2 separate regions of the Homo sapiens genome follow, and region 1 is linked to region 2. A link is a contact called in ENCODE Hi-C or POLR2A ChIA-PET data. All regions are on one chromosome and are shown on one strand. The core of a region is the stretch at or near the end of the contact, and the rest is flanking DNA. Distances in the headings are between cores, read along the strand shown. Region 1 overlaps EEA1 (early endosome antigen 1). Region 2 overlaps PLEKHG7 (pleckstrin homology and RhoGEF domain containing G7).

What was found. A loop is a pair of places that touch in the nucleus more often than their neighbours do. ChIA-PET counts read pairs that join two places held with the same protein, here RNA polymerase II (POLR2A). Pooled maps may share reads with other maps.
Region 1: POLR2A ChIA-PET joins it to region 2 with 11 read pairs in activated T-cell. The contact joins two enhancer-like sites. A Hi-C loop is called at or near these places in 1 of 50 pooled maps. POLR2A ChIA-PET finds 5 or more read pairs at or near these places in 2 of 52 experiments (BJ and activated T-cell).

Annotation. Positions count from the first base shown.
Region 1 is chr12:92,869,156-92,873,467 of GRCh38, forward strand. The region is part of intron 2 of EEA1 (early endosome antigen 1); the gene reads right to left. Among named protein-coding and RNA genes, the nearest start is that of EEA1, 58 kb to the right of the region's middle. Within about 2 kb of position 1,701, at least 2 of the 41 ENCODE cell types and tissues checked have a DNase peak (open chromatin) inside an H3K27ac peak, as active enhancers do.
Region 2 is chr12:92,768,230-92,772,627 of GRCh38, forward strand. PLEKHG7 (pleckstrin homology and RhoGEF domain containing G7) reads left to right here. Exons shown (of 17, transcript NM_001377329.1): 16 at 754-851; 17 at 1,859-4,226. The coding sequence ends at 1,966. EEA1 (early endosome antigen 1) reads right to left here. Exons shown (of 29, transcript NM_003566.4): 29 at 2,408-4,398. Among named protein-coding and RNA genes, the nearest start is that of PLEKHG7, 67 kb to the left of the region's middle. RefSeq lists a silencer at 1,010-1,210. Within about 2 kb of position 1,350, at least 2 of the 41 ENCODE cell types and tissues checked have a DNase peak (open chromatin) inside an H3K27ac peak, as active enhancers do.

The DNA.
Region 1 (4,312 bases), core at 451-2,950, 100 kb after region 2:
TTTTTTCTAAATGATGTCCAAGGGGATCGAGGTTGCTAGATAGATAAATTCCAGAGAAAGGCTGTTAGCTAACAATAACACACTAAAACTAGCCAGCTACATTTATTTCCCTTAGTCATTTCAAATTTGTCACCAACTTCCAAAAAACACAATTTACTTAAGATTTAAAACAATATATTCAATACTTCCAGAGTTTGGTTATCTGTAATCCTTTCTCATATCCACTGCAACTAAGAACTTACCTTAACTGGAACTTAAGGTACTCCTGTTGTACCAAGTATCCTTTTAGTTAAAAGAAAAAGCCCTGGCCGGGCGCAGTTGTTCACGCCCATAATCCCAGCACTTTGGGAGGCCAAGGCAGGCCGATGACTTGAGGCCAGGAGTTCTAGACTACCCTAGCCAACATGGTGAAACCCCATCTCTACTTAAAAAAAAAAAAAAATACAAAAAATTAGCTGGGCATGCTGATGCACCCTTGTAGTCCCAGCTACTCGGGAGGCTGAGGCAGAACTGTTTGAACCTGGGAGGTGGAGGTTGCAGTGAGCCAAAATTGCACCACTGCACTCCAGCCTGGGTGACACAGTGAGATTCTGCCTCAAAAAAAAAAAAAAAAAAAAAAAAAAAAAAAAAAAAGGAAAGCCCTTATTTTAAGTGCAGAGTAGGTGAGATTATTACTTTTGATTTTGGCTAGTCCATCAAGAAGAAAAGTTGACCCACAAGGTCCAGAAGGATAACATGTGATAAAATGCTAACCAGATTTTCAAGAATCTTTTATGCCTCCAGCTTTGCTTGCACTGCTTCAGCCAGTTTAACTGGTATCATCCTACATGCACCCATTTTCTCCACCACAGTTAAAATCTCTGGTTTAACTGTCCTCCTATAAAGTTTTTCCTGAGTTCCTCTTATGCTGAATTAGCCACTGCACTTTTTGCAAATAATACCTATCATAGAAACCTCCTGGGGTAGAGATTGTACCTTATTCACCTATTATCTCCCTCACCTGCCAAAATATCTGCCACATAAAAGGTACTCCATTAATGTGTCAAATAACTAAATGTTGTTAAGAATCCTTTCTTATATACATAATTACCTCATAGAAAAAAGTAATTTTTGGTCTTTCTGGTGCAAAAGGTTGCATTATTTTATAAGATTTATAAAATATTTTTTAAAAGCTATGTTTCCTTTGTTTTTGGAATACCATAGTGATTTTCAAAGAAAACACATTATCAGGATCATCTGAGAAATTCTTTTCAGCCTGAAAATGGGCAGCGCTTCCCCTAACTTGCTCCCCTCCTCAGCCTTTGTTACGTGCAGCCTCAGATACTGGGAAATACTGAGAAATATTTTCGGACTGATCCACTGTTACTTATGAGAGTATGTCATTCTGTCACCTTCCTCAAGTCTAGGGGTGTTAAAACAAAAATTGAGACAGTCTGAGATTCAAGTTCTAACGCTGTATATTTTCCTGAATAGGGACAATAACTGTTTATATGCAAAGTCTTTTTCCTTTTTTTTTTTTGGCGGTGGTGGGGCAGGGACGGGACAGAGTCTCACTCTGTTGCCCAGGCTGGAGTGCACAGGCATGATCTCGGCTCACTACAACCCCTGCCTCCCATGTTCAAGCGATTCTTGTGCCTCAGCCTTCCCTGTAGCTAGAATTACAGGCACATGCCACCACACCCAGCTAGTTTTTGTATTTTTAGTAGAGACAGGGTTTCACCATGTTGGCCAGGCTGGTCTCAAACTCCTGACCTCAGTGGTCAGGCTGGTCTCAAACTCCTGACCTCAAGTGATCTGCCCACCTCAGCCTCCCAAAGTGCTAGGATTACAGGCGTGAGCCACAGTGCCCAGCCTCAAAGTCCTTTTTCTAAGTAAGAGCAAAGTATTTTATACTAAAGCATTTTAATACATCCATTAATGAAACATTAACAAAATAATAAAAATATAACTTACCAATGTTGGAATAATATTCACTTAATATTTTGATTTCATGGCAAAATTGATACAAAATATTAACTTAAATTTCTGTATTTATTTACAAATTCACAAAAAGACAGCTGCAAACAGGAAGAGAAACCACGCAGACTTCCCAAGAGCCTCTTTTCCTTATTGAAACTTCCTTTAAGCATGCATAATTAAAGCAATCCATATTCCCTTGTAGCATAAAAAGTTAAGCAACACCGAGGCAAGGAAAAACCAGCTATTTTGAGCAACCCAAAACCAAGCTGCTAAAACAAAATATACAGGACCCACAGTAACACTGGAGTCATTAAGAAGTTCCTGTCCTCTTGTTTCATTTTCATCGTGCACTTTCTGGTAATGCTCCAATAAATCAATAGCAGTTATACATCTTTTCATACATAAGGGGCAGATGAAACCCTGTGAAATAACAACTTTTAGAAAAATATACAGAAAAATATTTTTATAAAACAAGACAATGCAAATAGAAATAACAAGAAAATAACTAGTGTATCTCTTCTGGTATACGTAAGGAAAATTTTCAAGTGGTAACTGTACAAAAGGTGAAAATCTATCCAAAGTAGGACTTCTAAAATTAGTTCCCATCCTTATGCTATAAATTTGCATTGGTTCAATTCCTTTTCATTATGGTATCCAGTTGCTTCAGTTAGAATATTATTTTGTTTATGACACTTTTAAAAAATTCTTTCTGCTTATGATACTTTGTCCTTACCTATGTAAGACCTATTATCGGCAAGTTAGCTTTTATTTTATTTATTTATTTATGAGACAGTTTCACTCTGTTGCCCAAGCTGTAGTGCAATGGTGCCATCTCAGCTCACTGCCATCTCCGCCTCCGGGGTTCAAGGGGTTCTTGTGCCTCAGCCTCCCGAGTAGCTGGGACTACAGGCGCGTACCACCAGGCCCAGCTAATTTTTTTTTTTTTTTTTTTGAGACGGAGTCTCACTCTGTCGCCCAGGCTGGAGTGCAGTGGCACGATCTTGGCTCACTGCAACCTCCTCCTCCCAGGTTCAAGCAATTCTCCTGCCTCGGCCTCCTGAGTAGCTGAGACTACAGGCATGTGCCACCACACCTGGCCAATTTTTGTATTTTTAGTAGAAATGGGGTTTCACCATGTTGGCCAGGCTGGTCTCCAACTCCTAACCTGAGAAGATCTGTCTGCCTCGGCCTCCCAAGGTACTGGGATTACAGGCGTGGGCCACCACGCCCAGCCGAGATCAAGAAATTACTGGCAAGTATAACAAATACTTTTATGTCATATAATGTGTTCAACAAAGAAGTTCTCTTTGAAAGTAATTTAATGAAAGTAATTTTTAGTCTTTACTATATTCCACTAGGTTGAGATCCCATTCTTCCCCACACCCATAATTCCCAGCAGATGATTCTTCCTTGTAATTTTCTGAGCCAAATAAAACCATCTTCAAACAGTATTTTAAATTACATATACCTAACAATATCTATATTTTAAAATATGGGCTGTTATACTGATGTATGTATGGCTTGAGGTTTTGTCAAATAAGAATAATAGGATGAGGGGCTGGGCATGGTGGCTCATGCCTGCATCCCCAGCACTTTGGGAGGCCAAGGCAGGCAGATCACTTGAGGTCAGGAGTTCGAGACCAGTCTGGCCAACATGGTGAAACCCCATCTCTCCTAAAAATACAAAAATTAGCCAGGCATGGTGGTGTGCACCTGTAATCCCAGCTACTAGGGAGGCTCAGGCCAGAGAATGGCTTGAACCCGGGAGGGGGGAGGTTGCAGTGAGCCAAGATCACACCACTGCACTCCAGCCTGGGTGACAGAGTCAGACTCTGTCTCAAACAAAAAAAAGAATAATAGGATGAGAGACTAGAATTGAAAGCATCAGGGAGAAAGTAAATAAAATGAAGACAGCAATAAGCATGAAATGTTATAACATCATGAGTGTCAGTGTCAAAAATAGATGTGGACTTGGGTCTTGGGTCTCAACCAATGCCTGATTATATGACCTTAAGGAAATCACTTTGCTTTGCTTAAATGTCCTTATCTATAAAATGGGGCTAATACTAGCACCTATTCTTCTAGAGTTTTTGTGTATATAAAATACTAAATACAGTGCTTGAGATATTGTAAGTGCTCAACGAATATGAATTGTCATTAGATGTACGCTTAAAGATGAAAGGGAAAGACTGAGAGACTAGATGAAAAGATAGCAATTAAAAACCTAGATTACTCAGCAAGGCCAAGGAAATGAAGTAATGAGAATATGAAGAAGAAAGTTTGTGAAAGGATAGACAATTATAGTAAAGAATGGGGAGATATGACTTTAATATTTCAGGTGAAACTATTGTGC
Region 2 (4,398 bases), core at 100-2,599:
AAAAGAATGTGTAAGCTTCAGGACTGTGTTGTATTAATAATTCAAAGAAGAGACTTTCATTTTAAGCGCTCCTGCTATATTAGAAAAAGAAGTCTGCTCTCCCACTATCTTTTCTTTGAGGCCAGCTAGGAAATGACAGAACAGGCTTTCTTTTGCAAACACAGAAACCATGCCAATGTCTCTTTTTGTTTTGTTTTACATTTCACCCAGTTTGGTGGATGCTGGATTTTGAGTGGTTTTTGGCTTTTCTTGGCCTGAAGTATTCAGGTGGTTTTGTATTTTTGCCACATCTTAATTTGTTTATAAACCTTGGTTGGATGTGACTTCCCTTTAAACACAAAAATAAAATTTTTTAAAGGAGTGGTGAAGAACAAAGAAGAAAATATTATATTGTTTTGTATATTTTTATTATCTATATTTTCATACACAAAAAAATCTACCGCATATGTTTAGCTTGTTCTACGAGCAGGGGCCCCATTACCTAAGCCTTAGTTGCATTTCATCAAGTATCAGAAGTCATTAGCTAAGGAAGAAAGGGTTTTTATAGTAGAGTAGGCTTTATTTGGACATAGTGGTGGGGTCTTGGCATTGAAATAAAATTTAAAAAAAAATTATAAGCTAGATAAACCTCCCACCCTCGTTAAAACAGAAACAAGCCAAATAGAAAACAAACCCCAGATTCTTGTACTAAGAAATTGTTTGGATTTCATATGAAATGATTTGGCTTTTTGTCTTTGTAATATCTTTTTCTAGTCTTTGGGCTGAGAAATGCTTTTCTTATACAACACGAAAACAGATATCGACAGTGTATAGCAGCATTCTTATTACAAGCCCAAACGGAAAACATCAAAGTATGTATTTTAATTTTGTAGGTCTTTGATTCTTCAGAGTTTACATAAGCTCCCCCCAAGTGTCTTAAGTAACAGTGAATGGAAAGTTTTGTGTTTTTCTCTCACCCACTTGGGAAGGGCAGATTTGGGAGGAGGGGAGGGGTACATCTAGTCCATATAATGCTCAAAAGCCTCAGTATTGACAATTTCCTCACACTTGTGGGGTTGAGGAACAATTTCCTCACACTTGCGGGGTTGAGGAACAATTTCCTCACGCTTGCAGAGTTCTCCTGCAGAAGCTCAAGAACTGCCTGCGTTCTACAGTTTCTGTAGGAAATGGGGGAAGAATTGATTTGGATTGCATGATGAACCTTTAAGATGCTCCAATCAGTTTCCAAAGTGCATATAATAGGATATTAGCTTAAGGAGGGCCTGGCGCAATAATGATCCCTGTCAAGTCAGCTTGTCAACCTTTGAAAAACTGCCATTGTTTTTACAGCTATGGAGTTGAAAGAGCAGCTGCCTGACTCTGGTTTCTCTGTCTTAGAAGTTTCTATTTTTGTATTTCCCCTGGTAGGCTTTCATCATATCTACAATGTGGCCAGACAACAAATGCAATATTCAATTTCCTGGGTCACTGCCCTCAGTCTCTTTCAAGTTATACTACAGGTTAAGAACTTGTTTCCACAGAGAATAGAAATTCCAGCAATGCCACTTTCAAACTACATATATTCTCAGTGCTCATTTTTCTAATGAGTTATCATTGACTATTGTTTCTTGATTACTCATAACTGTTATCCAACATGCATACCATACTCATTTAGCCCATCTGCATTTTCCTGTAAGATTAGAAGTATTTATATTAGATGTAAGAAAGAAAATGGGAAACATATGCAAATGTTTCATTAGTCTTCAGTTTTAAAGAGCTGGTCAATAAATATAGCAGAAAATATTAGCCCAAATATGTGAGAAATTGTCAGCTTAACATTCTAATCTCTATTTATGTATTTTTTTCTTTTTTTCAACAGAAAACATGGATGGCACAAATAACAACTGCAATTTCTTGCTTTACCAAGAGTCAGGAAACCAAGAAAATATCTTTATTCACATTGCCCGCAGAATCCTCTGAAATTTAGGGACCTAAAACAAGTGGCATGTCTTTTTAGAAGATTATGGTTTAAGGTATAATTTCATTCAAAGTTTTGTAACACTTAGCTAGTGATAAGCTAGAAGGAAATTTGCATTTTAAAGAAGTTTCAGAATTTGAAATTTTGAGCTAGGAAAATCCTCAGTATAGAGGAATAATGACTGCAACAAATTTGAACTCTGAGGAATTTCTTGACAAATATATACTGACATCCAGATTACCTTCTAATGCTTCCGTCAGGTTTGTAAGAGGTGTGAGTGAAGAAAGGTGCTAATTTGTAAAGGGTGAATGATCAGATAAATGGAGTATCAGAAGGAAAACAATGTCCACTGCTTATGTCCAATATGAACTCCAGCATCTTACTCTGTATCCATAAAATAATGAAACCAATTTTCCTTCATGGCCTGTCAATCAGTCTTAACCGCTTTATAGTCCTACCTCAAACATAATGATAAATCTTTAGATACAAAGCTTGATTGTTCTTTTAATATACAAAGCAATAAATAGGGACTACATTTAAGTAGCAGTTTTAAAATTCCTATTCTCAAACTCATCTCAGGTATATAGTACTCTAACGTGGAAGTAGAAAATCCCAAAGACTAAATTCCATTACTTTAAGATAGGAAGAAAAAAAAAATCTGGCTTTCACCAGTTAACACTTTTGCATGGCTTTTCTTGGCCTGTTGTGAAGTGTACAGATTTTCATAGACATAGTAAGGTATCTGTCTCTTAACTTTATTTTTTGAAGAATGATGGTGTTTGCCATAAAAATACTTTCTGGTTTTGATTGGTGTGTGTGTGTGTGTGTGTGTGTGTTAGCACAGTACAGTCACTTAATTTTATTTGGCAGGACTTCAAATTTCTTCAGAATTTTTATCATGAAAGGCAGTTTGAATAATTATTATCATGGCAGGATATATACTATTAACTACATTCAAGGAACTAGTTCTTAGGGTCAGATTATTGCATCAAAGGGAAGTCCACAAACTTCCATTTCAGAATCGTACCTTTTGCAATTTGCAAAGTGAAAGTAGTAAATTTATCAAATTTGGCTGCAAGACAACTGAAGCCTTAGCTGATTTTGTTAAGCTGAAGAATGGGGTAGAGAGGATAATGTTTGGGCAAGTCATGTGCCCAGTAATTCCTTGAGGAAGGTGAAATTTCACTATGCAAACAAAGCAGTAAAGACAAGTGCAGCAGAAAGGCTTTTGTACAAGGCAAGCACTATTAGAATGGAGACTAATAACCTCTTTATAATAATGTCAGAAATTTAATAGAAGAAAAAAAGGAAAATCTGGAGGACAGTAACTATTGTTAATAGCTAAGAATAAATGAGGTGGAGGGGAGAAAAAGGGGAGAATAGACTTCAAGCTTCAAGTGAATTCCTAGAGATGGCATCTGGATGGGACTGAAAGCAGTTATGTCCAGGAGAATACAATATAGATTATGCAAGAGAAGATTTTATAAAGAAATTTCTGGTTAAAAAAAATTTTTACATTAACAATCATCTTGCAAATGTTTAGATATAAACTAACCTCGGAGGTGAGCAGTGGACTAGGATGAGGTGGCCTCTCAAATTCCTTTAGTCCCATGAATCCAGCAACCACAGACTTACATGTATAAAGGTAGTTTTCTCCCTCTGAATCTCATTAAAGGGAGAGACAGACTGACTAAATTAACAAAATATATAAAACAGCTCAAGAATATGCTGTACATAAACTGGAATTCTATAAAGCTCACAAAGTAACATGTCTAATATACAATATATTAGATGTTTGAGGATATGCACATTAAACTCTTTGGAGGGTTTAGAATGAAGCACATTCGAATGAAGGGATCACGGGGGTCAGAACAAAAACCATTCTAGAACCGTGGCTCCCAGGAAGAAAAAATAGCAAAAAACAATGGCACATTGGGCCTTCCAAAAAGTATCTTTGGGGAGGGGAGGGAGAAAAATAAATAAATAAATAAATAAATAATGTTTTAAGTATCTTTAAATGGTCATCTGGGTATTAAATGCAGACACACAATGAAATAAGGGGTTAATTACATATTTTTTATATTTGTTTTTAGTTTTGTTAATTCTCTACAATATTAAATGGAATGTCTAAGGCAAAATGGCATTAATAATTTCTCTTGAGATCAGGAATTTAATTACTATTCGAAATTGAACAACATTAAAACACCACTGTCTATATCCAAGTGCAAAGTCCTAATATTCTGTAAATAAATTAATGCAAAATGGTTAATACAGTGTTCTCTCTTTTGTTAGACAAAACAATTTATAGTCACAGAATACAACTAGTTTAGAAAGAAATGTTTTTAATATAATATTTAAACATATTAAAAAAAAGCAACAATTCAATAAGGATCCTTCCATTGTTCTTTATACAGATTTAAATGCTGTCACGTACTTTATCA